Regions from separate parts of the Homo sapiens genome. Here region 2 is linked to region 1. The links are chromatin loops, found by intact Hi-C in ENCODE. Cell type or tissue: A673. All regions are shown on one strand. Each heading gives the region's core, and the rest is flanking DNA. Links, peaks and the distances in the headings are about the cores only.

Region 1 (15,574 bases), core at 3,467-11,466:
AGAAAACTCAATTAGATTCTGGATAGAAGATAACTCTTATGGCACAGGCAACACTCCATTGCTACTAGGGAAAAGGTTGAACCCTGTATTCCTGGGGAGGAGAAATACAAAACAGTCTGAGACCCAGGATCCTACACAGATTTCAAGTGGAGGCTTGATTCCACTAATGGAGGGGCAGGGAACTTCTACCTAAGATTTTCAAGAAGTATGAAGGGTGTGAGATTTTACCCTACCTTAACAAGCTAAAAACTCATTAGTTTCACACAATTCTCTAAGTGCTGGCAGAATGACATGAGGCTGCTGGGTCAGAGACAGAACGCAGTTTAATACTCACTGCAATAGTGGTAGTCAGAGTGTCATGGTTTTCTTTCCCCAGTACCCTGAGCCCCACTACCCATAAGGTGACATGATGATGAGGGTCAGATGATGCTTTCATATGCAGTCAGTTGCATTACAGAACAAGAGCCCTAATGTAGGATGCTCCAATCTTTCATAATTGACAACAAACAAATCTACCTGACTTTTGCCCCAGAAGAAAAATATGTCTGTATTATACTGCAAACAGTATTGTTGCTGTATTAGACAGCAAACAAATCTGCAGAGGACAGGCATCAGAGGAAGGCACTATCTTTATCTTATAAAGATATTCACTATACAAATATTCTTGAAAAGAAAGTCCAATGAAGAAAAAGGCTGTCAGTGTGTCTGCTGGTCAGATGTACAGAAGGAAAGAGACTGATGGAGAATTATCTCTCCCACCCCACATACACAAAATGCCATGAAGAGGAAGTATGGAAACAGTAAAAATGTATCACTCCTGATGCCCAGACACATTGGTCCTGCCTAACATTGAGGTTGTACCAGAACAACAAAGAACTTTCCCAATTCTACCACTAGCCAAGCACCAAGTCCCTGGTATGGTATTCTATCACTGGGAAAGTGGCAAGAACCTGGAGGGAGACTATACTCTGTGGTGCAAGTATTTAGTGTTGACTAACAATGAATGGGGAAAAAACAAACGGACTCTCAGAAAAACCTAGGAGACTCTATCCTGACTCTATCCTGAGTAGCTTGAGGAGCTTGAAGTCTATAGTTCATTGAAGATAATCATAGCAACAAAAACTCCAAACCACATAAACTCCTGATTAGATTGGCCAAACCCTACATTCTAACTGAAGAACAAAAGAGGAGGTACAATCATTGCTAGGTATAAATATTATCTTCCTGCATTTCTACTATTCTTCTATGCATGATATCTGATATTCAATAAACAATTATGAGATATACACAGAAAAAAAATCAAGAAAAAAGTGAGCAACATAAGGATAGATGACTCATATATTGGAATTAACTGACAGAGGCTTTAAGATAATTGATTAAATATTTTGACACCTGGTGGAAAAGATGGACAATATGAATGGGCAAATGGGAAAATTTAGCACAGGTATACAGAAAGAGTACAATGGAAATGCTGTAAGTTAAAAAAAAAAAAAACCACAACAACAAAACCCAAAACAAACCATTTTAAAAAATCATACATAAAAAAGTAAATCCTTAGGAGGTTCATAAATAGAATGTACACAGATGAGGAAAGATTCAGTGAGTCTGAAATTAGGTAAATAAAAATTATTTAATTTTTTGAATTGAAATTCAAATTGAAATTGAAATACAGAGTTAAAATAAGTGTTTTTTTTTAAAAAAACCACCAAAATCAAAGAGCAACAGCACAATATCGAACGGTATAATTTACATGAAATTGGAGTCCCACAAGAAGGAAAGAGAGAGAGAATGTATCAGAAAAAAAAATGAGGAAGTAGTAGTTGAGAATTTTACAAAAAGAATCAAAACATTAAATCATACCTCTAAAACCCTTGGAAAGCCTCAAGTGGAATAAAAACAAAACAAAGACACACCTACACACATCATAGTTAAACTATGAAAACCAAAGATAAAGAGAAAATCTTGAAGGCAGAGAAAAAAGAAGCATTCTATACAGGGGAATGAAGATAAGGATTATAGCAGACATTTCCTCAGCAACTACACAAACCCAGAACATATCGGAGTGATCATTTTAACAGACTAAGAGAGAAAAAGAAGAACTTGTCAATGAAATTTCACAACCAGTGACAATATCTTCCAAAACTTGAGCCGAATACTTTCTCAGACAAAAAAGAAGGAAGGAAGGAAGGAAGGAAGGAAGGAAGGAAGGAAGGAAGGAAGGAAGGAAGGAAGGAAGGAAGGAAAGAAGGAAAGAGAAAGAAAGAAAGAAAGAGAAGGAAGGAAGGAAGGAAGGAAGGAAGGAAGGAAGGAAAGAAAAGCTGAGGGAATTCATTCTCAGCCGATTTGTCGTGCCAAGTAATACTAAAGGAAAGTTCTTCAAGCAGAAGGAGAATGACAACAAAGGGGAAACTTAAACCTCACAAAGAAATAGAGAAGAGTAAGAATGATACACATGAAGGGATCAATGAGTACTTTAAGGCTATATTGTGGAAAACTGGCAATGAAAATGATACATTTTCTAAAAGAAAATATGCATTATTGCTTAATTCATATGGAAGTGCACCCATGTATGAGATGACGAAAAGCTAGGACCTCACAAATAATAATGATAGTAATAATAATAACAATAGTAATGAAAATAGCAATAATAATTTGAGTCAAAATTTAGGAAATTATTTAGAATGGGAATTTAACAAACACCCACACACCTGGACTCAAACTGTTAAAATCAAACATAAAGAGAAAAGAATGGCAATTACTCTTAGCTTGGCCAGGTGATACCAATAATGGAAAAAATAAACTAAAAACTATCAAAATAAAGCCATTTATATGCACTCAGGGCTTACCAAATCTTTTATTTATCATGCTCCATTCCAATATTTAGTTTTTAACCCAATATTTTGCTTCTGAGAAATATTCCTAAGCAAAGAAAAATAATATTTCTCTCAGGCCTGCTTCATGCTTCATGACTATCACCTTCTTCCCAGCCTGTGTGGCTTTAGCCTCATTTATGGAGTAGCTTTTCTAAATCATAAATCTATCATGCCATTGCAGTTTCTAAAGGCTCTAGAAGGCCTTCCATTATCTTCAGGATCTCTTTGAGATAACACATGGGCACTGTATTAACTGGCCTCATCTTTTTGTTCAGGCAACCCTGGCTACCCTCTCCAGGGAGTCTGTTGACAGCAACCCCCTTGTCAAGAACCAGCCCCTCTTAAGTTTCCAGAACTGTGTAACTGTTTTAATAACCTAAAGCTCTTTCATACTTGTGCACATACTTATCCTCTTAATAACATCCATCTCATAAGGTTTGGTAATGATTAAATATGATAATAAATGAAAATCTCTCAGAACAATATCTGATATATAATAAAGACCAACAAGTTCTAAATCTGGTATTTGAACAAATTGTTTACTTGTACATGTTTTTCTCTGGACTATTTTCCTTCTGTTGTACCTGGCACAACTGGTTATCAAAAATATTTTTTGTTTGAAAGATAAATTCTAACCAATAAGAAGTTAAGAAATATAGTTCAACCCCTTGTGGATTATTATTGCTTTATTTTTTTAAACAGTAGTAAATAGGAAATAATGTTTAAAATGCTTATGATTTAACATAATGAATAAGCTTGATAAAAATTTTACACATAATATTAGTTCAGTATTTAAGAACATGCATGAAAAGAAAATGACCAAAAGGACTTAAATAATTAGTAGCTTTTAGGTAGTCCAGAAAATCTCTGCTCTTGTTTTACTGAGTTTGAGTATGAATTAATTTCTCTTGTCCTTTCAAATACTTCCGTCATGTGCTTGCCATTTTTATGATGAAAAATAAATAGATCTAAAACTGACTTATAGAATATTTTCAAAACTCATTAAAAACAATATAGATTCCAGCATTTCAATCCCAACATTTCAAATATTCGTCTATATTTGATGGTCAGAACACCACAGCTGCCTGTTTTTCCTTCTACTTCTCTTACTACTGCTTCTTAGTATTCCTATTGGTAAATCCTATAACTATTCTTACTTGGTAAATGCAATTACCCCAATTGCCTAATGTAGGAGTATCTCAGAGGTCAATGTTTAGACCTCTTCTTTCTATCTACATTCACTTCCTTTTTATGGCTTTAAATAACTATATGGTGATAACTTCCTAACTCCAGGCTTAAATATCCATATATTCTCAACATATCTTTTTGAACCCCTAAGGGACATCTTAACCTTAACTTGTCTAAAATAGAAACCTTGATCTTTTCTCGCCCCACAACCAAAGGTCTGCATCTTTTGCAATCTTCTCCACTCATTTATTTTCTCAGGAACATATTTATTTTTTTTATTTTTTTGGTTTTCATATTAAAACTCAACCTTGTGTCTCCAAAGCAAAATATCTCAAAAATCAGGCCATTTCTAAGGACTAAGCATGTAGTTATGAAATCATAGGTGTTGAATTATCTCACACTTGACTTGCGATAAATGTGAATTCTTTCTCGTTTCAGAGTGGTTTCTAGGAAATATTATAAATGCTTTTCAGAAAAGGGAATTATTATTTTAAAAGCTCAGTGCCAGGGCTCTTTATGTATCCTTTGGAGTGCATATGCAGAAGAGTCTTGGGGGCCAATAAAATGCTCTTTAGAAGGCACATCTTCTTCCTCATGCTACTTATTTTTATTCATTCATTGATTTAATAACTATGACATGAGCACCTACACTTTATCAGGAATATTTTTCTGAACACTGGACAGTCAGGAATGAACAAAGCATGCAAAGTTCTTGCCTTCACAGAGCTTATATTCTAGTGAATAGAACAGATAGAAATCAAATAGGCAAAATGAATATAAATTATAACAGGCAATATAAAAGTGCATGAAGAGGATACTAGTTATATATCACTGAGGAGGGACATTTTGGGCAGAGACCTGAATGAACAAAGATTTAATTTTTTATAATACAATTCACAATACTGTTAAATTCACCTGCACGGCTCACTGAATTTTGGCAGCCCAACTTCATGGCCAGTGTTGATAAAAATATTTGAAGCTGAGTCTTTTGGACCTTAGATTTGCCAACTTACATGATAGTGTATAATACCTTCCTAATTTGATACAGAATGATAATGTTTGCATTTCACTCAAACTCATCTGAATTATATTGGCTCAGAGGATCCTGCTGAGCTAGAGTGACCATTTCACTGGGAGATGCTATTGGATACAATCCAGATTGTTTCATTTAGCTCAAGAGTAATTTCCCTTTGATTTGACTTGGAAGAAATACTGGTCAACCAAGCTCAGAGCACTATGATAGCAATCCAAAAGCTGAGAAAATAAAAAAGACTATTTTTTAATCATTTTGCTTGATAAACTATATATCTTAGAACTCTGAAGTAACTCTGAAGTCAGAATATTAGGAAACTATGCTGGACCTTTTGAATTAAACTTCTAAGCTTATGTATTCCATAAATGACACAGAAGAGAAGGATGGCTTAAACACCAGAAGAAGGAAAATTAGGAAAAAGTCATAGGAAAATTATGATTTAGAAGTCTAAATACACACATATCTGAGTGTGTGTATATCCTCACATACACAGACGTATATAAACATGTACACACACATAATGTTTGTAACATATCCAGTCATTCATTCAGTCACTGAGCACCTATAATACTCATGTCATGCTTTATTATAGAAAACTGGGGTATTTTCGTGAATCAAAGGAAGATCCTCTCTCTCATGAAGTTTATCTTAGAGTAGAGCAAAATAGACAGTACTCAGTAAACAACAGATATAATAAACCAATGCATTATTTAGCACATGAGATGATAACTGCAATAAAAAAAGGAAAACTAGGATAGGAAAGGAAGATGAGGAGTATTAACATAAAGGATGGGTTATGTGTTCAAACAAGGTAGATAGGGCAAGGAATGATGAAAGAGTATGAGGTATGTGGCAAAATATGTAGAATGCATTTAGATGTGTAATATGAATATGTATTTATATACAAAATATATTTCAGGTTGACACATACATATATGAGATGAATACATACAGTAAATACATATATATTCATAAACATTTCTATTAAAATATTTTTCTTTAAGTAATAGTAATCTTTCTTACATGTATTTTCTAAATAAAATATTCCTGATATTCACTTGAAGACATTTAATATTCTCACAGATGAACGGAATAATAGATATACATATGTAAGTAAATATATTTGCAAATTATTTCTTAAACATGCTGTTTATTGCTTAATTTTAAAGGTTAAGTTCATTTTTCTACATGTAAATAGCAAAGACCTGGTTACCGATGACGTATACCTGCCTTTGAAATTCAGGTGTCACATTCCTACCTTTAGAGACAATGCATGCATTTTTACAGTTAATAGGAGTACTTGGCCAGGCAGAAGATATGTGTAACCATTATTAAAGTCATTTTATCGAACACTAGTTTTCTTCACTGCCTATATTTAGCAGATAGATATAAAGGACAGAAATGTAGAAGATAGCAGCATCAAGCTGATACAGGAAGTCTATAACACACATGGCTAAAAAGTAATTATGCTAAGATTGAGTCAAATAAAATAATATTTTGTCTTTGGTTTGAGGTTTGTAATCTTGGCGTTCACTTCTCTTCATTGCCTCATTTATGTTGGGTAACTATTGCTTGTGTTGATGATATAACACATGCTGACACCAAATATCAATGCTAGGTAAATCCAATTAAGCCCAGAAGCAAAACAGCTGGATTAGCAGTGCTTGCATAAATTATTTTTCTCCCATTTACTTTGTTTTTTTGCAAATGAGCCTTTAAACATGAAAAATTTGAGCTATCAGTGTCCCCATTCCTTATTAATATAAGAAGCCTAAAATAAAACCTTTAAAAGTAAGTGTTGGAGGTTTCCTTTTATGCTATTAATACAAGTGTTATGATTAAAGCTGCAAATGAGCATGCCTATTTTCTATATGGACTTCCTGTTTGTGAAAGAAGCTTATCAGAAGTGCATTTAAAGTGTATCTTAATAAAGAATTTCCCCCTGAAGGCTAAGAAGCTATATTATTTTTACCAGTTTTGAGTTCTCTTTTTTCCTTCTTTATCCAGAAGCATAAAGTCAGTAAATGACATAAAAACAATTTAACTAGTTAGGTTTTCAGAATAATGGATTTGCTGCTGTTAAATCAAAATACAAGGTAAAGTCATACATGAACAAAAAGGTATTTTGTCTCTTTCATTAAGAGCCATGAATAAGTATCTCATTACCTTTGTAAATATTTTGATAAAAACCACAAATTTTGATTAGTGTGATATTAACTGCATGATAAATAAAGATATATTTGAAATGTAAAAAAGAGTGAAAATGTAAATTACATTTTTACCTTACTGCTAGATTTTTAAAAATCCCTTCGTGGTGGGCAATAGATTCCTTTGTTTAAAAAATTATTGATTGTGAAATTTATGAGCTATCCTGATTTAATTTGTAATAAAGCTCTTAGTTTTTTGCATACCCTTCTTTGGTATGGATAAGAGAAACTTCTTTTAAAAAGCTTGCTGCTTACTTTCCAATACCGACTTTTGAATTATTCACTTCAGAATCCTTACATCTCTGTGTCCACCACCCTCCATTGTTAGCGCATCAGCCTTACCTAATCACAATCCAACTTACATGCTGAAAAGTCCACTTACACCAGATCCCCCAACTTTATGAAATTTCTGCCTTTGCCCTCCATCTTTAGAGACACTATTAAGACTCAAGTAATGCAGTGATTCCCTTTATTGAAGTCAGTATTTCTTTCTCTTTTTTTAACTGTAAAAATCTGTCTCTACTGAGAAGAAATGACCACCTTCAATTACAGTGTATATGTCACTGAAAAGTATTTAAATGAGAGCAGGATATAATATTTGACAACTTTAAAAATCTATTATCAGATTATAACAGTATCAGAAAAAATATAGTTTTGTGATATTAAGGTATTAGGTTATTAAGTTTAGAATAAATCAGAAAAAATCTAAAAAGAAATTCAACCAACTGTAAACCCACTTGACACTTAGTGAGTCTGCTTTTATTTGGTTAAATAGAAAATAAATCATAATTGAAGTCTAATTATTAAATCTTCAACAAACAGTATTACAGAAACACTGTTTTGTTTTGTTTTTATTCCACTGGAGGAAGAACAAAAGTAAAACTTTCTTTAAAGTTCTTCAAAATTTTTCAGGGAAGAGGTATAATCAACCACCCATTTTCTACTGCAAATTAAAGTATATTGTTATTCCTGCAACTTAAGGTGGGTAATTTTTTTCACCTTTTTTTATTGAAAGGAATCCTCACATTGATAGCTAAAGCTAAGATGAAAAATCAGCATTTTCATGCCAAACAGTGAAAATTCAAAAATGGTTTACATAGTTTTCAAATACACTCTATTCTCAAATCCTTTCCAACATGAAAGACACTTTTTGCAGGGAGAAAATGATCATTTAATTTGGCAAAACACAGAAATTTCCAGCTGAGGCACATTAAAACATTTTTACAATTGCCCCAAAGGCAGAATATTTTTACAATTTCTTTTCCTATAAAAATCTGTCTCTACTGAGTGGAAATGACCAAGTTTTCCCTGGAAAATGTTAGCACAAATACATAAATAATTTTTGCCTATCCAAAGCCTTCATAAAATGGCTTCTATCCAGTTTTACCAGTAAAGCGTAATGTTGATTTTCTTTATAATTATTATTTAGATTCAAACAAAATCTTACTGGTAAATTAACCATTGATAGACTAAGTCTTGGTTATATTATTTTTATAAAGAAATAAATTACTAGTATATGTGCTTCTAACAAAAGTTAATAATCCTGTTTGGCTATGTGTTTAATTTCAGATAACTTTCACACTAAACTTATATAGGAGCAATGTTTATGACAAGATAGGAAAGTTCACCAAGAGATGAAAACTATATAAAATAAAAAAGTCAAATAGAAATGTGAGAAATGAAAAATAAAATATTAAAGATAAAGAATTTTTTAGAGGCCTATGAATAGGGTAGACAGAGGGAAAGAATCAGTGAACTTAAAAGTAGGACAATAGAAAATATACAAACTAATATAAAAGGAGAAAAAAGTGAAATAAAAATACAAAGTAGAAAACAAAATAAAAACGTAAACATAAAAGTGAAATGAAAGCATATTGTTCCCATGTTCTGTGGAACAATAGCAAATAGCCTATCTAGCAAATCACTGGAGTTTCAGAATTAGAGGAGAAAAAAGAATGACTATGATTTCAGCTAAAACGCTCTGAAGTGTGAAATACTTGGAAGTCATCACCCTTGTCCTTACAACAACAAAAAAAAGCTGTAAAAACTGAAAATCAGCAACTTTTCTTAGGTTCATCAGAGAATAAAGGTAATTAGAAAAACTGCCACTCCAAAATTAAGAGAGACAAATGAAGTAAATACATCAGCCGAGATATGCCTACCTGAAAAAAAATTGCTGGATTCAAAAACTGGTGAAAACCATTAAGTGGTAATTTTTATCCATTGCTACAGACCAAGTGTGGATTAGGTTGAGAGTCAGAAATTCTAGGGGCCTGAAATCTTAGCAGGGGCCTATGCTATTTCATGGTTTACACCTCTAGAAACTCACCAAAAATTCTGCAGAAAACAGCCAATAAAATTTTTCTTACTGACCCTCGCAGGGGAAAAAAAAAGAGTAACTATGTGAAATATGTCCAGAGCATTCTCCATAACAAAAACTGTCTCTCCAAGGAGAAAAATCTTTACCCAAACCATATTCCACTGGAGGAAATACACTTCTGTAACTCTAGTCCCCTCTATTCTTTCTGTCTTGTGTAAGGGAGATGGGAGCTAAAAAGTGTTAGTTAAGATTATTGCTCAGGGATATGGATTCACTAAAAGACTGAGATTTGATTATGAGATTATAGAATGCTTCCCATTCCCCACACAATATAACAGCAGTGCATTGTGGTGGAAATAGCTTCAATATATAGACTTTATTTAAGTAGGAGTACTCAGGAAAGCCAAAGATAACAAGTGTAACAACAAGGAAACTAGAGGCATCTGATGTCTCCACCATCTACAGCTACAGGAAACATTAAAAAACCCAATTCGTAGCCAGATAAACATACAACAATCACACTAAAGCCTCATTTCTATCACCTGACACCCCATTTTTGCTTCAAAAAAAGATTGATTACAAAGCATGCTAAAGGAACTTTAAAAAGCACATACTGAAGAGACAAACCAAGCATCAGAACCAGACTTACATTTGAAACATATTTTGAAATTATCATACAAGGAATTTAAAATAACTATGATTAATATATTAAAGGCTCTATTGGGAAAAACGAACAACATGCATAAACATATGCACAATATAGTTGAAATATAGACACACTGAGAATCAAAAGGAAATTCTAGAAATTAAAAACACTACAAAAAGAAATAAAAAATGTCATTGATGAGCTCAGCAGTAAACTTTGCACAGCTAAGGAAAGAACCAGTGAGCTTGAAGATAGGTCAATAGAAATTTCACAAACTGAAATGCAAAGAGAAAAAAAATTAAAACCCCAGAAGTTTACATACAAAAATTGTAGGACAATTTCAAAAGATGCAACATATGTATAATTGGAATACCATAAGGAGAGAAAAGACAGGAGAGGCAGAAGAAATATTTGAAGTAATAATGGTCAAGAATTTTCCAAAATTACTGAATTTCTCACAGACACCAAACCACAAATCTAGAAAAATCAGAGTACAACCAGCAGAATAATCTATACTTAAGCATATCATATTCAAATTGTAGAAAATCAAAAACAAATAGAATAGCTTGAAAGAAGCCAGGGAAAAGACTACATTATCTATAGAGGTCTTATGGTCTGAATGTTTATGTTCCTCCCAAATTCATATATTGAAATCTTAAAAACAAGTTGATGATACCAGGGGGAGGGGCCTTTGGCAGGTGGTTAGTCAGTAAAGGCCTCAGAAAGCTAGCTAGCCCCTCCCACCATGTGAGAACAAAGTAAGAAGTTGCCAGTTTGTAACCCAGAAGAAAACCCCCACCAGAACCCTACCATGTTGGCACCCTGATCTTTGACTCCCCGGCTCCAAAACTGTGAAAAATAATTTTTTGTTGTTTATAAGCAACATGGTATATGGTATTCTGTTATAGCAGCCCTAATTGGCTAAGACAAGATGAATGAGGAAAAAAAGTAAAGCAGACTTCTCAGAAATCATGCAAAGAAGAAAGGAGGGAGGTAACACATTTAAGGTATTCAGAGAAAAATATTCAATAGCCTAAAATTCTATAGCCAGTAAAATTATCATTTAAAATAATTAAGAAATAAAGATTTTCTCAGATGAACAACACCTAGTGGAATTTATTATCAGCAGAACTTCCCTGTAAGAAATTCTTCAAGAAGAATGAAAACTCTACAAGTCAGAAGGTCATAGCTATGCAAATAAAGGAAGAGTATCAGAGAAGGAATAGTTGAAGCTAAAATAAATGCAAATAAAGTAAGAGTATCAGAGAAAGAATAAGTGAAGCTAAAATAAAGTATTTTATTCTTATTCTTGATCTATATAAAATATAACTTTAGAGTAATAACAGTGCAGTATATTGCGTGATTATAGAAAATGGATATTGAGGAGTACAGTTTCTGCTTAAAAACCTACGTGTCATTTTTGAGGCCTCACCACAGGCAATTAAAAGATTTTAATTGTAAGGCCTCCCTGAAGAAAGTTGCCCTCCCCACACCAGACTTGCCCAGCTAGAGCACTGCAGTCTCTGAAGGGAGATAAATAAAAGATGAATGAAATAGAAGAAACCATAAATAGGGAGGGCTGTGTGAAAAAAGGAGATAACACGCAAAGAATCCTGGGGAAGCTCCACCCTTGAATCAATAGAAAAAAACAAAAAAGCAGAGTGAGAAATAAGGTTGGAAATAAGATAACGAAAGGTCTGTTTAAGAAGAATTCACCCTTCCTCTCCTATGACAATCCTTACCCACCTACCCTAATGAACAGAATTCAAATAAAGCTCACTCTCATACAGAAAATTAGAAAGCTCTTTTCTGAAGCTGTTGAACAAACTAAACAGAACTGTAGTAGTTGTTGTGCATTAGACATATTTGCCACTGGGTCCCCATCTGCTCTCTAAATAAAAGTCACCCACTGGCCCAGGCTTACAAATATCCCACTCAGTTCTTTTGCTGCTTCAATTTAAAACATAGATATCCTGTAGCAATAAATACAATGATTAACAAAAATAGAAAAACTGACTAAAATTAGACAAGAAAATTTGGAAAAATAAACTTCAGAAAGTTTTTTGAGTGAAAAGAGAAGCCATAGAATATTAAGTGAAGAAAAACGAATCTCTAATAAGTTCAGAAATAGGGGATTACAAAATGGAGAAAAGGAAATTATCAAAGACATAATAGAAGAAAAAATTCAGAGTGAATGAATAGTAAGCAAATTTCATGTAAAAATCACGAGACTTTTTTCACATCTCAGTATACTGGACTTAGACTCTACTGGGGGAACCTCTCTGCAGACAATAACTATGAAACCTGGACCAAAAAAAAAAAAAAACTACGTAAAGGTACAAAATACTGAACAGAAGCAAATATATTCTTACAGACAATCTATGCTATAAGGGGAGACAGGAGTTGTACAAATAATTCCCATGTTTGAGGGGCTAGGTTCGGTCTTTTGGGCAAGTGACAGCTCAGGGAATGTACCTGGAAAACTCCAAAATATATCTAGCTGGAAAACTAGAAAAAATAAGCCTGGAAGCTATAAATACTGAAAAGAATGGGAAATCCCAGAAGGGAAAGTACTGGAAACAAATCCCCAAATTCTGCCTCCCCACTTCACTGACTCATATATATCTGAACTACACATGTGTAGAACAGAATCTTAGCGGTTCAAACAAGAAAACAATTTTTTTTGTTACAATTCTGAAGGTACTGAATTATTTTATTTTATTTTTTGAGATGGAGTCTCACTCTGTCTCCCAGGCTGCAGTGCAGTGGCACAATCTTGACTTGCTGCAACCTCTGCCTCGCAGGTTCAAGCGGTTCTCCTACCTCAGCCTCCCGAGTAGCTGGGATTACAGGTGGACCCCACCACGCCCAGCTAATTTTTTGTATTTTTAGTACAGACAGGGCTTCGCCATATTGGCCAATCTGGTCTTGAACTCCTGACCTCAGGTGATCTGCCTGCCTCGGCCTCCCAGAATGCTAGGATTACAGGTGTGAGCCACCACACCCGGCCATAAGCAGGTAGAATGTGGTGGAGTGGAAGCTACTTGGAGGAAGGTAGATAAGAAACTGAGTTTCTCAATTTGCAATTTTACCTTGTAGCTAGGTGCAGTCCACAGAGCACTCAGGAGAGACAAGGGCATGCATGGAAATGCTCCAGTCTTCCTGATCTGGTGAAGAAGATAAGAGAAGCCAAGAAACCAGGAAAACTGAAAAGACAACACAAATCTCCATAGAGAAAGAGCCAGATGAATGATTCTGAAAGCAGTTGAATTCTAGGCATTAAAAATGACTTTGTAAAACAAAAGGAAAAATGCTTATCACATAATAATAATGGAATCCAGTATCCTCTGAACACAGTATTCATAATATAAGGGACATAATCCAAAGTTATCCAATATGAGAAGTACTAAGAAAACAGAACATATCCTCAAGAAATAAGAAATTGAGTCCAACCCAAGATGAGTCACATGTTGCAACAAGTTTAAATGAGCTATTAATAACTATCCAAGGAGAAAAAATAAAACAAAATACCACGTCACAGAAACAGAAATAAGAAGAAAAACTAAATGGAAATTCTCATAATAAAAAAGAACATTTTTTGAAATAAAAAATCTACCGAATTAACTTTGTCAAAGATATGACAAAAGAAACAGTGTGTGAACTTAAAGACAGAAAAATTAAAATGATTCAAGGTCAAAAACAGAGAGGAAAACAAACCAAGATAAATATCACCTCACAGATGTGTCAGATAATATTCATATAGTCAAACATACGTATGACGGTTACATTAGAAGACAGAAGATATTTAATGAAGAAGAAAAAGATATACTCAAAGAAACAGTCGTTGAAAATATCTGAAGTTTTCAGGTACAATATTCTAAACAAAGAATAAGCAAAATAAACATCAAAGAAACCTACACGGGCACACACTGAGTAAAGCTGTTGAAGGCCAAAGATAAACACCAAATATTGAAATCAACAAGAGAAAGACAGCACATTACCTATAGGGAAACAGCTATCCAATTAAAGGCTTACCTCTTATAATAAACCACAGAGGCCGGAAGAACACGAATAAAATCTTTGAGTTGTGAGGGAAAATACCAAAACTGTTTAATTAGATTTCTATATTCAGTGAAAATATTCAAGAATGAAAACAAAATAAGACATTTTTAACTAAAAGAAAACCTAAGAGAATTTATTGTCAGTAGACTTACAGATCAAGAAGTGTGAAAGATATTCTTCCAGCTGAATGAAAATTATATTAAATGGAAACTGATCATCAGGGAGAAAAACAATCAGAAATGGTAAATGTAAAAGGCTATCTTTAGTTTGGGGAGGTGATTTTTCTTAATTATATTGTAAACCATTGCTTGAAACTAAAATATATTGCCTTGTATAATATAAACTCTACATTGTCTTGTGGAGTTTATAAGTAGATGTATTACATATAACAATTGTAACATAAAGAATGGTGCAGGTGTATGGACAATAAAACGGAAAAACTAGTGCAGCTATCTATTGGATTAATTTCGCCAATGTATAGAAAGACAAAGAACAAAAAACCTACACCATCCTTAGCAAAAGAGCGAATGAATATCAGGCAAACAAAAATAAAGGCTCTTTACTATTGTTACAGGGGAAATAGTAGTTATCACTGAAGGTGGGATTTGGGATAATTTTTTACCTATTTTTAAGATGTTTTAACGCAACCATTTTAAGCATAGAACAAAAACAAGTGTATATTTTTTTTAAAAGAGTGAATTAACTAAGAAATCGTCTAGAACTAGAGAAGAACATTTGTTTATAAAATAGTTTATAAAAGCCAGGCGCGGCGGTTTGTACCTGTAATCCCAGCTACTTGGAAGGCTGAGGCAGGAGGATCTCTTGAACCCTGGAGTTTTTGAGGTTGCTGTGAGTTATGCTCACGTCACTACACCTCATCCAGCCTGGGTGACGGGGCTGACTCCCCTCTCTCACTCTCTCTCTCTCTCTTTTTTTTTTGTTTTTTTTTCTTTGAGACGGAGTCTCGCGCTATCGCCCAGGCTGGAGTGCAGTGGCGCGATTTCGGCTCACTGCAAGCTCCGCCTCCCGGGTTGACGCCATTCTCCTGCCTCAGCCTCCCGAGTTGCTGGGACCACAGGCGCCCGCCACCACGCCCAGCTATTTGTATTTTTAGCAGAGACGGGGTTTCACCGTGTTAGCCAGAATGGCACCGATCTCCTGACCTCGTGATCCACCCGCCTTGGCCTCCCAAAGTGCTGGGATTACAGGCGTGAGCCACCGCGCCTGGCCGACCCCCATAACTCT
Region 2 (15,574 bases), core at 4,189-12,188, 470 kb after region 1:
CGCAATTACTTTTGCACCAAACTATACTCTTGAACTTTTTCATCTTTTGTTTTGTTTTACCTGAACTACTACATTTTCGCAAGGCAAAACATTAAAATTGCTCGCTTGTCGATAATAACCCTTTAGTTCTTTCTGTATTCATCCATTCTCACACTGCTACAAAGAACTACCTGAGACTGGGTAATTTATAAAGACAAGAGGTTTACTTGACTCACAGTTCCACACACTGTACAGGAAGCATGGCTGGGAGGCCTCAGGAAACTTACAATCATGGCAGAAAGGAAAGGGGAAGCAAGCATGCCTTCACATGGCGGCAGGAGAAAGACAGCGAACGAAGGGAGAAGTGTCACACACTTTTAAACCATCAGATTTGGTGAGAACTCACTCACTATCATGAGAACAGCAAGGGGGGAATCTGCCCCTGTGATCCAATCACCTCCTACCAGGTCCCTTCCCCAGTATTGGGGATTACAATTCAACATGAGATTTTGGTGGGAACACAGAGCCAAACCATACCAGTTCTACTTCCTAAATTTCGCACTGATGGATCTGAAACATCACCCTATCTCAAGGTTGCACTTTTTGAGGGTAGAATCTGTATTTTGCACCCATTAGTCTACAAGTACATGATGAGTATCACCCCTCATAAACGGAACTAATTTGAAAATGGTGTGAAAATGTCCTGTGTTCCCCTGACTACCAGGCAAGAACAATCGAACAGGCACGATGGCTAGATCCAAATAGAGTCCTACTTCTCAGGTATTTTTGAGACACACTTTAAGGCAATACCCTAGATAGAGTCTTTACTGGGATTACTAAAAATGTCAATCTTGATTAAACCAAGAGGTGCCATTGGAAGGTTTCAAAGTAAACTTTATATATAAAGCTATCCTACAATATAGCTCAGAAAAAAATTAATTTCAGTGTTAACCCAAATAGCTTTGCAGTTCAAGCAGTAAAATCATGTCCAGATTTGCCCCTGTACTCCTAGACATGGCCAAACAATTCCTTCTTGGTAGAGCTGCTCTTTGAAAAGATAAAGAGCTCTGTCTGTCACTGCCAATAAATATCTCTACAGAAGCTCGAATTCCAGGAAGCACTTTAGAGCCCCTAGGAAGATAAAAGCAACTCCCCATTGAGGAGAGAATCTTCAAAATGCCCAGCAGCACCCTGGAGAGCAGCTCAGGAGTCCAAGATACTGGAAACTGTGTTCTGAGGGATTCTTAGGAAGAACCATCCCCCTCTAAGACTCTAAGACCTTGAGGAGCCACCCAGCAGGCCATTTGGATGTTAAGAGGATCTTTTACTTGGAAACTTCTGTTTCTCACTTGGTGAGAGAGTGGGGAAAACATCAGGAGCAAGAAAAAGGAAAAGTATAAAAAGTGAGAAAAGGAAAAACTGAAGGGAGAGCACCCATTATTTCCAGGCAGTATGTGAGACGCTTTACAAGTCTTGCTTCATTTAATCCTCACATCACTGCTATGTGAGGACTGGTATAAACTCCATCTTATGCATGAGGAAACTGACAATCAAAAGGATTAAAAATAAAAAAACTTGCCCTATGTAAAATATCTTGTAAGAGTCAATGTCGGGTCTGTGAATTTTTTGCCATACTACATTGCCTTTCCCATCTGCCTTATTTGTTTCTATATGGCCAGGAATGTTTGCTTTTTTCCCCTTACACATTTTGCTGCATGAGCAGAAAATTAATTATCTTCTTGGAAGTCTACCTGGTGAGACTGGTGTTCTAGAAAAACTGAACTGTCAGCAAAGGAAGAGTCCCTGAAATGCAGTACCCATTGGCATGGCTGTGATCTGGGTGCATCGAAATATGTAAACCTAATTTTCAATCTCCATTGCTCAGCTAATGCCATTGACTTGAGCTTTTTTTCCAGGGCCTCCCTGACACTCGTTACATACATCCTTCAGCTCAGAGCTTCCTATCTCAGTCTTGTTGTTGATATAACAAATAGCTCTACCAGAACATCATTTCCTAATCCCAGACATTTATCACTTCTTTGAATTGCATCTTTACCATTCTCCATCTCTTCTTTTAAGCTTTTAACATAACTTTCTCATGTGCTATATTAATATTATTTTTTCACTTTCATTAAAGGCAGGATTCATAAGCTAAACAACTAAGGAAAAGAAGGAAGGAAGGGAGAGAGATAATCACATTTCCTGAATTTTTGTAGAGTTTTCCCTCCTATGGATCTGTTTACTTATTTAACCATGGAATTTTTAGAAATTGAGTTTTACAGATGTAGTTCAATTCCTTTGCTATATATATGCAGAAACTTCAGCAAAATTATACAACTAAAGGTAGGGTTGAAGCTATTTTGTCACTGTTATGTCACTGAGTTTTCTCCCTATTATGATCGTATTCCCAGAAACAAACCACCTGAGTTATATATACCCAAGGTTTATGATACAGATATTTTGTTAGCTATGTAGATATTATAAAATACGTTACTTAATACTGTAGCTTAAGAAATTATTGCTTTATTCAATAATATCTGTTTAATTTCTAATTATAATAATCTCAAAAGTATTTTAAGTTTAATCATCAATAATATCTTTTTATAGAAGTAAAGCTGGTGTCACTGGAATTCTGAGTAAACTTACAGAAACATAGAATCAGTTTCTCAGGACCTATGGCTGTTTAATAAAATGGCCATAGAAGACCTTCTGGATTCTTTCTGGTTTTCTAAATTCTAAAATGCAATAGAAATAAGAAACACAGTGTTTCCATCTTTAAAGCAAGCAAAGCACCTTAGTGTACATTTCTGAAATTTCTGTTTTGTTGCTTTTCAGTTTTTATATAAACTGTTTTTAAAACTAAAATGGGGAGAAAATCAGATTTTTGCAGAGTGCACGATTCTAAGATGAAAAGTGAAGGGTAGTTGCAAAGGGTGTTCCCTGCTTCACGCTTACTTTGTAATTAAGTAGGGTGAACCTCAAACAGAAGCTGAATAACATGCAGGTGCGCACATGCACGCACACACACACACACACACACACACACACACACCTGACATAAACTACTGCATTCCATTGTCATCAAAAATGTAAAGCTTAGCTGTCCCGAGGGCAAGCAAAATGAGCTTCTCAGCTACTCATCTGGGTTTCAGAATGGCAGCTTGACAAGTGGATACTCTTCAGTACACAAAACAGCTCCACAAGTAAAAACCAGTTCAAAGATGCCCTTTGCAGAAAGACGTCCTTTGCAGAAAGCCAGTTCACTATTTTGACAAAAGGATTATTTAAACACTGAATTAGAGTCGAGATTTGTGAAAGATGTTAGTGAAATTCTCTCCTGCTGCTCCTTTTCCAGAATTTTTTTGTTTCTGGTGCTCTAATTAAATTAATTACATTTTAAAAATAGTTGTCATAATTTTGCGGTGTTACTATTTACCCTTCTTGCGATGTCAAACAGCACCATTATATTGTTAAGAGTTAAGCATATTCTACCCACAAATAAATGTGTGAATATTCTTTGACCCAAAAAGGTTATAAAAGATACTGTTACTGTGCCCATGTTTAGCTATTAAATCTTAGTAAACGATTTAAACAGCTCCATTTGAAGTCATATTAACACAACAAAGATTGTGCATTTCCTGAGGATTTTGACTTGGTGAGCTACTAAAGCAATAGACTTTCTTTCATCATACTGAACTCCTTTTGCTTCATTTTCTTCTTGTTCACTATGTCTTTATATTCTATTTGAAATACAGACCTATTTTATCATTTTCTTGCTTTTGGATTTGCCTAAAAAATTGCTTGCTTCAAAATTGAGATGCCTTTGTTATTCAAGATATGCGCTTCATATATACATGAAAATCAAATATACATAATTTTTTATTTTCTAATATGTCAGCTTGATACATAGAAAAGAGACTAATGTTAACTTCAGGTGCCATGAGCATTTTTCTGTTTCACGCATTTTTGTATTACTTGTTGATATAGTAGCTGTGCCTCTGCTTTTAGTTCCTGTTAATTTATCCACCCTTTTTTCCTGTCTGAGGAAGAAGGAAGTGTTTCTTCTGAAGTGAACATTATATTTTGGGGAGGGTGGTAACTGTGACGTGCAGTCCCTCTATTGCCCATGAAGCAGTTCGAAATTCAACAAAAAAGAATTAGTTTCTAACATACTCAAGCTGACTAATATGATTTGACATTACTTGACACTGAAAATTTATTTTAAAGTGCCATTTCTGTTTTAAGCTACATATGCAGTTTCACATTAGCTGAGGTAAAATAATTCTCACCAAACAAAATCAATTCAAAATTTAGAAATGACAATATATTGAGCATAGTTGTGATTCATTAAGAGAACAGATTATTTAAAATCACTAAAATGAATAGTCTTGACAAATTTTATCCCCATTTTTGCCTTTTTCTAATCAATTACCATGAGAAAATGTTTAAAATCTCAACAAAATGCAAACCAAGCCACTTTTTAACAACAAACAACACACACAATAAAACCACTTCCATATACTGGGTAACACACAAATATTTGTTAAAAACAAAACTATATTATTCTCTTCTATCTTCAAATTTACTTTCTTGAGAGCAAAACTACATCATTGCCTACTTTTCTATACCTCATGCTTTCATTCTTGTAATAAAAACTGCTGTTTCAACCTTTTATTAGTTTCTTGGGTTATTCTCTTTGTCTGTAAGAATCATTCAGCTTCTACTGACCTAGGCAACACTTGCTCATATCAAAACTTAACTCAGGAGTCATCTCCTACAACAAGTTCTCCATAAACCCTAAGAGTAGGTGATTTTCCTCCTATTTGTCCCCATATGACCCCATATTTCTCCTCAACCAGGGTATAAGCTCCTCAAACCTACCACAGTGTCTAGTTCATAGTAGGCATTCAAGGAATGTTTACTGTTTATTAATAATTCTAAACTCGATACCTTAGGTAATAGTAACAGCTAAGTTTTCACTTCTAGGTAGCTGGGACTTACGAATCATTCATTATACATTATTTTTTCTAATCCAGTGGTTCTCAATGTGTGTTCTCCAGACCAACATCAACATTGCCTGGGAACCTGTTACAAATGTAAATTCTTGGCTCCTACCCCAGATCTAACAAATCAGAAGCTCTGTGATTGGGTCTTTTAAATCAATGTTTTAACAAGCTCTCCAGATGATTCTGATACCTGCTAAAGTTTCAGAAATACTGCTCCAACTAGAAATGAATATTTTGTTCCCTAAAAAGAGTTGTTTTATAAAAATAAATCGTGTGAAAATGAGAATTTACCTTCCAAAACAATAAAAAAGATGACCATGTCTTCTAGTTTTGGTCTGCAGGTCCGTGATACAGAAAGGAACAGAACAGAGTATTATTTAACTTCCCCTGCTCTTTGCTTTAGTTGTTCTATGCTAATTGAAGTTGTTGGGAACACACTTGAAACATTATTATACAATAAGAACTTTTTTGTTAATTAGCATTTCTAAAATCCATTCCAAGTCTATTGTCCACATTAAGCGTTGCTGTTCAGTGCACAAATGGTGTCATGAGACAATTACATGCTTGGTATATTGTACAAATTCTAAATCTACTAATACCGTTCAGCAGCAATGAAGCAATTAGCACTCAATTCTGAAGTGGTGTTGTAGAATAGAAGGCTTAAAACTTATCAGTAGTTTTCTACTTTCCCTAATGCTGATTACAAGCCTATATTGATTGCTTCATTTCCCTCCTAACAGTATGAGAGGCTTTTGAAGACCAAACTGTCAGCTTTACATCACTTATTATGAACAAGCTTCTTTGGGAGATGATTATTTTTGTTGAAGAACAATTGTTCAGGTAAGTATTTCTGTAAATCAAACTGTCCCAAAACTTTTTGGCTTAAAGCAAAAACAATCATTTATTTGGCTCACAAATCAGCAATTTGAAAAGGGCTTAACAAGGAAAACTTAGTTCTCCCCCATACAATGACAGCAGCTAGACTGGGGCTGGAGATGATACTTCCAAGGTGGCTGGCTCACATGGCTGGCAATTTGGTGTTGTCTGTCAACGAGAAGTTCAGCCAGAGCCTCCATTCCTTTTCACATGGGTTGCTCCACAGTGCAGCTTGGGCTTCCAAACAGCATGGCAGGTGGAATTCAAGGTCAAGTGTTTCAAGAGACAGAAAGCAAAAGCTTCCAGTATCCTAAAGCCTTGGTCAGGATACCAACACAGCCTGACTTCCACTATATCCTGTGGGTCAAAAAAATAATAGAACCTACCTAGATTCAAGGGAAAAAAAGACAAAACCCCATCTCTTGTTGGGAGGAATCTCAAAAAACTTGTTGCCATCTTTAATCTGCCACAAATTGTTTATTCACTTAAATAGAGTATAGATTTTGAGCTTTTTTTTTATTTATTTTTTTGGGGGAGGGATGGAGTCTCACTTTATCACCCAGGCTGGAGTGCAGTGGCATGATCTTGGTTCACTGCAACTTCTGCCTCTCAGGTTCAGGTGATTCTCCTGTCTCAGCCTCCCAAGTAGCTGGGACTACAGGCGCCTGCCACCACACCAGTTAATTTTTGTATTTTTAGAAGAGATAGGGTTTCACCATGTTGCCCAGGCTGGTGTCAAACTCCTGACCTCAGGTGATCCACCTGCCTCAGCCTCCCAAAGTGCTGGCATTACAGGCATGAGCCACCACGCCCGGCCACTAATGACATTCTGAGACTTCTTTGGGTATATGTTTTTATTTTAGGCCCTTTACTAAAGTGCTCCTAATATGAGAATTTAATCAGGGTGAAATGAAGAAAAAAAATTAAAAACTAAATATATGCAGGAATAAAAAAATACAGTGAAGAAAATGAATACCCACATCACTTTACTAAAACAAGGTCTGTAACAGAACAGTGAGTGACAAATTCATACGGGTCATCTGGTAACCCTATTTCTGTGAGGCCTAGATGAATACAATGTACCTTGGTGGCAAGTGGACTGAGTTCTTGCCATTCAGTTATCATACAGTGTCTGGTTATATAAACAGAACTAGTATCAACTCAAAACGAAAAAGGAAATGTGTACAATTACCAACAGAAATATTTAAATTCTTATGTTTACTCAATGATAGGGGCTTCATTTGCTTTTTGTTTTTTGTTTTAATTGAATTATCCAGAAAACTTTTCCTCAATGCTGTACTCCACATGGCCTTTGGAGCACAAACTAATTCAGGGAAACATTTTAGATGAGCCTGAAGTTCATCTGGTACTTTACCAAATATATCAGAGATAAGGCAAGAACAAGACAATAAAAGAGCAATTTAAGTGAGTGATCACATCCTAAGTAAGAAAAAATTAAAATTAAAATAACAGCCTAATATTAATATAAGCAATTGTAGAGGTAAACATATATTATCCCATGTTGCCAGGAGCTTGCATTTAACTGTGTGGAACGATTAGGAAATAACTTTCTCATGTCAGAGGCAAAAGTTTAGACCAATAAGGCAGGTCTTCTGGGTGTTTGGTTATTGATTTTCTAATCCAATGGTAAAGGTCTGACTTAAAGCAGAGATTGACTATCAGTTAGCAGTGTTTGTTAAATTTCACAAACACACAGTCTAAGAAGCTAAGTAATTTCAAGACATAAATGAACGAAAAGAAAATACATACCTTATACATTTCCTTTAATTTTACAAAGTGACATTTGAGAGCTGTGCATTATTTTAACTATTACATTATTGAGTGGTAATTAATTTGAAGTACAAAAGTTTGCTGGAATCCATGCACAGATGCCTCAGATGCAGTCAACTGCTTCCCTCTTCTGGCCAAAAGTGGAGGGAAGTTTGATTTTTATTACTGAATCTGAATGGAATTGTCTTCATGAGCAGCTCTAAAATCAGGTCTTAAACAATGAAAATTTACTATAGTTTCTATCAGCAGGATAAAATGCAATGTAATTCAGAAAGCATAAGTTAAACTATCCAGAAATTATTTGTAGGCAATTTCATTGAGCTTTTCATTGGTAAAAAATTTTGAAGTGTAAAGAGATTTAAATCTGTGTTTGCCGAACAGTCTTCAGAATAGGAAATGGTGGATTTCATTGCTTTCGGGTCACTGGGGGTTAATATATTTTGATTGTCAACTAAAATTATTCATAGATAGTGGAATGAGCATTGGTGGTTCTTACAGGGAAAAAAATGAGAAATTACAAAGATAAACTCCAGAGATTTCTACCACAGATTCTAGAATAAAATGCAATTTCTCTTCGTGATCTTGCTAAGCTTTGCAAGTGTTATGAAGGGCAATGACAAGATTAAATCATCAGATCAAGAGACTCAAAAATATCCCCCTTAATTGGGATAATTTAAATAATTTAAATCTCCCTGTAGGTTCTAATATAGACCCCGTCCCCCGCAAATGACTGGAAAAAAAATCTGTTACAGAAAATTTCAAGAAAAAATAAACTCTTATAAAAAGGCTTTCATAAAATGTTCTTTGCCTAATTTATACAATTATAAATCTGTATGCATATAGACGAACCTATAGACAAATCTCATTCCATATTTCACTCAAAAGGATAAAGACTGGAAATATATATATATTTAATTTGGAAAGGAGATTATTATATATATATAATATTAATTTGGAAAGGAGAGCTTTATTTCTCATAAAGAGTTGCAGCCTGCAGGGTGGCCAGGCTGTCTGATGGGTTGGGAAGCACAGCGTCTGGCCAGAAGCCAGAAAAGACACTTTGAGGGAGGGGAAATGGGGACAAGAATTTATCCTGAATGGGGCGGCCAAATATACGTATTTAGTGAGCTATAGGAGGTGGATGAATATTTATGATAGGAGAAACATGTGCACATGCAATAGAGGTATATGCTCCTTCATGGGTCCCATACTCCAAAAATGGTGGTGTAAGCATGATCCCAGGGAGTTTTCCACCCTGTGATGGCAAAAGGTGAAGAGAGGGCAAAAAAGCCTCATTTTATGAGGCCAGCATCATCCTGATACAAAAACCTGGCAGAGACACAACAAAAAAAGAAAACTTCAGGCCAATATCCCTGATGAGCATCAATGCAAAAATCTTCAACAAAATACTGGCAAACTGAATCCAGCAGCACATCAAAAAGCTTATCCACCACGATCAAGTTGGCTTCATCTCTGGGATGCAAGGCTGGTTCAACATACACAAATCTATAAACATAACCCATCACATAAACAGAACCAATGACAAAAACCACATGATTATCTCAATAGATGCAGAAAAGGCTTTCAATAAAATTTGACATTCCTTTATGTTAAAAACTCTCGATAAACTAGGTATTGATGGAACATATTGCAAAGTAATAGAAGCTGTTTATGACAACCCCACAACCAATATCATATTGAATGAGCAAAAGCTGGAAAGCATTCCTTTTGACAACCAGTACAAGACAAGGATGCCCTCTCTCACCACTCCTATTCAACATAGTATTGGAAGTTCTGGCCAGGGCAATCAGGCAAGAGAAAAAAATAAAGCATATTCAAATAGGAAGAGCAGAATTCAAATTGTCTCTGTTTGAAGATGACATATTTCTATATTTAGAAAACCCCATGTCTTAGCCCAAAATCTCCTTAAGCTGATAAGCAACTTCAGCAAAGTCTCAGGATACAAAATCAATGTGCAAAAATCACAAGCATTCCTATACACCAATAATTGGTGTAGAGTTAATTTTTGTATAAGGTGTAAGGAAGGGGTCCAGTTTCAGTTCTCTGCATATGGGTAGCCAGTTTTCCCAGCACCATTATTAAATAGGAAATCCTTTCCCCATTCCTTGTTTTTGTCAGGTTTGTCAAAGATCAGATGGTTGTAGATGTGTGGTGTTATTTCCAAAGTTTCTCTTCTGTTCGATTGATCTATATGTCTGTTTTGGCACCAGTACCATGCTGTTTTGATTACTGTAGCCTTGTAGTATAGTCTGAAGTTAGGTAGCATGATGCCTCTAACTAGTCAAAGCATGTTGACAGAGCAGAGAGCCAAATCATGAATGAACTCCCATTCACAATTGATACAAAGAGAATAAAATACCTAGGAATACAGCTAACATGGGATGTGAAGGATCTCTTCAAGGAGAACTACAAACCACTATGCTCAAATAAATAAGAGAGGACATAAAAAAATGGAAAAACATTTTGTCCTCATGGATAGGAAGAATCCATATCATGAAAATGGCTATACTGCCCAAAGTAATTTATAGATGCAATGCTATTCCCATCAAACTACCATTGATATTCTTCGCAGAATTAGAAAAAACTACTTTAAATTTCATATGAAACCAAAAAACAGCCCATATAGCCAAAACAATCCTAAGCAAAAAGAACAAAGCTGGAGGCATCATGCTACCTAACTTCAAACTATACTATAAGGCCACAGTAACCAAAACAGCATGGTACTGGTGCCAAAACAGACATATAGATCAATTGAACAGAAGAGAAACTTCGGAAATAACACCACACATCTACAGCCATCTGATCTTTGACAAACCTGACAAAAACAAGGAATGGGAAAAAGATTTCCTACTTAATAATGGTGCTGGGAAAACTGGTTACTCATATGCAGAGAACTGAAACTGGACCCCTTCCTTACACCTTATACAATAATTAACTCAAGATGGATTAAAGATTTAAATGTAAAACTCAAAACCATAAAAACCCTAGGAGAAAACCTAGGCAATACCATTCAGGAAATAGGCATGGGCAAGAATTTCATGACAAAAACACCGACAGCAGTTGCAACAAAAGCCAAAATTGACAAATGGGATCTAATTAAACTAAAGAGCTTCTGCACAGCAAAAGAAATTATCATCACAATGAACAGGCAACCTACAGAATGGGAGAAAAATTTTGCAATTTACCCATCTGACAAAGGTCTAATATCCAAAATCTACAAGGAACTTAAACAAAGAACCCCATCAAAAAGTGGGCAAAGGATATGAACAGACACTTCTCAAAAGAAGACATTTATGTGGCCAAAAAAATATGAAAAAAAGCTCAACATCACTGATCATTAGGGAAATGCAAATCAAAACCACAATGAGATACCATCTCACACCAGTCAGCATAGCGATTGTGAAAAAGTCAGGAAACAATAGCTGGCGAGGCTATAGAGAAATAGGAATGCTTTTACCCTGTTGGTGTAAAATGTAAATTAGTTCAACCATTGTGGAAGACAGTGTGGTGATTCCTGAAGGATCTAGAACCAGAAATACCATTTGACCCAGCAATCTCATTACTGGGTATATACCCAAAGGAATATAAATCATTCTACTATAAAGACACATGTACACATATGTTTATGGCAGCACTATTTACAATAGCAAAGACACGGAACAAACCCAAATGCCCATCAATGATAGACTGGATAAAGAAAATGGTACATATACACCATGGACTACTATGCAGCCATAGAAAGAAATGAGATCATGCCCTTTGTGGGACATGGATGAATCTGAAAGCCATCATTCTCAGCAAACTAACACAGAAACAGAAAACCAAACACCGCCATGTTCTCATTCATAAGTGGGAGTTGAACAATGAGAACACATGGACACAGGGAGGGGAACAACACACACTGCATCCAGTTAGGGGGTGGGGGAAGAGGGGAGGGAGAACATGAAGATAAATAGCTAATGCAGGCGGGTCTTAAAACCTAGATGATAGGTGGATAGGTGCTGCAAAGCACCATGGCACACATAGCAAACCTGCGTGTTCTGCACATGTATCCCAGAACTTAAAGCAAATTTAAAAATAAATAAATAAATAAATAAAATAGCAAAATAAAAAAAGGCTGACAGCCAATTTAAACATTCTAGGCCAGATGGGAATGGAGTTGGACAGGCAGTCATCAACCTTTAAAACAAGGTAATCAATTTTAAAAATTTGTAAGTGATGTAAGAGCCAAAAAACAAAGCCAAAAGCAAGGTTTTTGAAGTTATAATGCAAGAATAAGAAATTGTTTTAAATAGAAAATTTGTGGAAACAAGTGCTTTGAAATATTGATAAGAAATATAAATCAACTAAAGGAACTCAACTTACTGATTGCAGAATATCTGAATGCAAAGAACAACCAAAATTTGAATCCCTCTGTTTCATATTTACTTTTCAAAAATTAAATTTAAAAACTCCCAAAGAAGCAAATGAAGGATTTAAAATTTACAAGAAAAACTTGCATTGGGTATTCAAGGGATAATAATAAGGAATCAAACATATACAAGTCCTCATAACATTTTATAAAGTAATTTAAAACATTCCTAATAATGAGGGACTTTTCAGTTTCTCTGATGACCCTGACACAGCTATCACCAAAATTAGCTGCTAGCAGATCAAAAGGGGATTTTGTGCATTATGAAAAAGGCAACCTTTCCTTTTTCTTAACTGCATAAAGTGCAATTAAGAAAAAATCATCACTGTACAAATCTGCAGTGACTTGGAGGTGAATGGCACCCCTAGAGTTCTGCAATGCACTGCTTGCACAACTGTATATTTACAATGTGACAACCACCGCGGCATTCCAAAACCCATTAGCAGATCCTCTATGCAGAACTTGCAAAGTTGTGGTTGGAAACCGAGATACGGAAGTCTAAAACATTCAAGAAGGTGGTTACATTTGAACTGAGAGAGTTTTCTTGAAGAGAGCTATGCATGTCCCTGCCTCAAAGGGAGAGGGTTAAGTGTGCTGACTCCTTATCTTCAGCCAGAAAAAAAAAAGAAAAATTAGTAGGGCCATTTGGAGACTGGGCTGCACAGTGGGCGAGGGTCTGACACAGGCCTGAGAAATCTAGTGTGAGAATCCATAACATGTTATCTACCCTGATAGTGGACAAAAGAGACATTCCTCCATTGGAAATAGCCTGGAGTCACAGAATGTGTCTGGGCAAAGAATGTGTGAGGTTTCTCCTATGGACCCAATAAGATCCACTCAAGAAACAGAGCAAGGCTTGGGATGTCTTAGGTCTTCCCTAAGTAGATCCTCCTGGAAGGGAGAAATGCAGTAGAAAGAACCTGGAGGCTAACACTGCTAACAAAATAGACTCTCAGTTTCACCCAAATGCCCAGATAAAAGAAGGCCAACCTCAGTGGCCACAAGATCAAAAGATGATTTTATGCAGAAAAGTGAATTTGTGGGGAAATAAAGAAGCCAACCTGAAAGAACTGCAAATCAGAAATTTCCCATGACGCAGAGGATGGAAGAGTGTCCTGCACAAAAGCCCCATAAGAATGAGACAGCCAGCTGCAGGCCCAACCACAAGGTCACTCAAGGACAGGGAGGGAGAACTTTAAATAAAGTAGAGTATCCAGATTTCACCACTGAACATATTAAAAATTCAATTGAGACTTAAAAAAAAACAAACTAGAATTGTTTTATATTGAAGTAACTCAACTCTCAAGAGACTTTATCAGGCTCAAAGCATAAACCACAGACCAGCAGCATTAGCATCATGGAGGACCTCCTTAGACATGCAGACACTCCAGACCTACTGAATCACAGTCTTCATCTTAACAAAACCGAGTGATCTGCATGCACGTCAAAGTTAAGAAGTACAGTGGTCTTGCCGCTTCTACCTTTCCTAGCTAGCTTCTTATCATTCTTCTTCCTCCCTTCTTCCTTCATTTCCTTCTCCCTCTTCTCCTTGCTTCCAGAAAGAAACGGACCTCACCCTCCAATAGTTGGCACTAACACACACACAGGTCCAGGGGGTTGCTCCCCACTTACCTTCTTCCTGCCTGGAATGATGTTACACCACCAGGAGCTGCAGCAACCATCCTATAACTGTGAGGTAACCAGCATGTGAATTAAAGTCAATGTCCTAAGAATGGCAGAGGAAACAGAAAGAACCCAGTTTTTAGACTGTTGAGCTCCTGCACCAGCCCTAAGCTGTCTTCCTCTGGACTTCTTGATATGTGAGAAAAAATAAATAAATAAACCTGTACTCATTTAAACCACTTTAGTCAGGCATTCTGTTCTTTCCGATTATTTACATAACTGGATAATAAGGTATGAAATCAATGTTACCATTGCTGAGTTAACAGGGAGATCTGAAAAACGGAGAATCGCTTCTGAGAAGTGACCTTCTTCGTTGCAGCCAAAATGTCCCTTTCCCTTTGAAAATTCTGATGAAATATTTTTATCATACACTAAACTTTTATATGTTAGCTATCAGAACTCAACTCTCTCTTTTTAATAGCCATGCCTATTTTGAGGTATTCAAACAAGTTTTTTAAAAGGCATTTCAATCAGAAGAACCCTAAGAAATATTGGCATATGACATCCTCTACAGTGAGACTCACGGAATGTCCTGAGGTAAGACTGTCTGAGAGAAGCTTTTACAGTAATTGTGTAAACTGGAAATAATACAACTTCTTTGGTCCTCTCCCAATAAACACCATTTCCCTTTATCAACACAATAAAGGAGAGGAAATGAGGCATAGCGAATGTGAGCTTGTCCAGAGATCTTCTCTCTTTACAAATGCCTCTAATTTACACCACCACCAATACATTCTTCATTATATTTTTAAAAGCTAGTTGCCTACATTTGACGAATTGTTACAGCTGGTATGTAGAAGAGGACAGAAAAGCCATTATTCAGATGTCTTAGTCATTTATAGGCATTTTGCCATTAAAAAAGAAGAAAGGGAGAAAACCTCAGACAGGAAATATTAGTTATTGGACCACTTCATGATTAATAATGACCTTTTAAAATAATTCTTAATGTTCCACAACATGTGATTCTCAGTGTGGTTGTTTTTGGCATCTGGGGCTGGACAGCTCCTTACCATGTGGGAATGTCCCATGCCATGCAAGATTTTTGCATCCCCAGCACCCACTAACTAAATATCAGTAACACCACCACCCATCACTGTGACAGTATCTGCCCCCCCATTTCCTGTCTTGCCCACACATTTTCAAATATAAGGGGTAACATATGTATTTGAAACCTACTGGGTTAGCACCTGCAGAACAAAAGTAAAATAATCTTCCATCCCAAAATCATGTAAAAGCTTCTTTATACTTGCTTTTTGTCATTTTATAGTTTCATTTCTTACACTAAGATTGTAATCCATCTGAATTTTCTTTTGGGATAAGATCTGAAATAGGGTTGGAATATTATATTTTCCTTTTTTTTTTCCAATACCATTTTAAAGAAGTATCCTTTCTTCAGTGATAAAACACAAAATCAATTTCTATCCTAAGATAAACTTTTCATCATAATTAGGTTTCCTTATGGACTTCTCTTTCTATTAAAAATATGTCTGTTCCTGTGTTGTTATCTTATTATTTTAATTATTAGAACCCTCACGTGTTTAATTTCTAGGAGGCCAAAGAGTGCCTTAGTACCCTTTTTAATCAAAATTATCTTTACTATTCTTATCTGTTTGTTCTTCCTAAGAATTCCAGAATAGTCTGTCAAGTTTTTAAAAGAAATCGCAATAGAATTTGATTAAAACATATTAGATTTATAGGCTAATTAGGAAAAAGTATTATTTTTCTAATGTTAGGTCTTGCCTATGAACAACATAGACAGCTTCCATGTCTGTTCAAGTCTTCTATTACATTATTCCGGGAAGTTTAA

The links. Peaks named below come from ENCODE experiments on the same cell type or tissue, not always from the same donor. Only the 100,000 strongest peaks of a DNase experiment are listed, where the experiment ranks them.
Region 2: a loop joins it to region 1, with 2.9 times the contacts of the local background. A loop is called at or near these places in 1 of 110 quality-filtered maps.

Annotation. Positions count from the first base shown.
Region 1 is chr6:8,964,993-8,980,566 of GRCh38, reverse strand. The region is part of intron 2 of LOC105374914 (a long non-coding RNA gene); the gene reads right to left. Among named protein-coding and RNA genes, the nearest start is that of HULC, 320 kb to the right of the region's middle. In A673, for the core only: no CTCF peak of the experiment used is centred there; a DNase peak (open chromatin) is centred at 6,836.
Region 2 is chr6:8,491,921-8,507,494 of GRCh38, reverse strand. The region is part of intron 2 of LOC100506207 (a long non-coding RNA gene); the gene reads right to left. Among named protein-coding and RNA genes, the nearest start is that of SLC35B3, 64 kb to the right of the region's middle. RefSeq lists an enhancer at 15,123-15,292. In A673, for the core only: a CTCF peak has its summit at 7,773 (motif pointing left); a DNase peak (open chromatin) is centred at 7,784.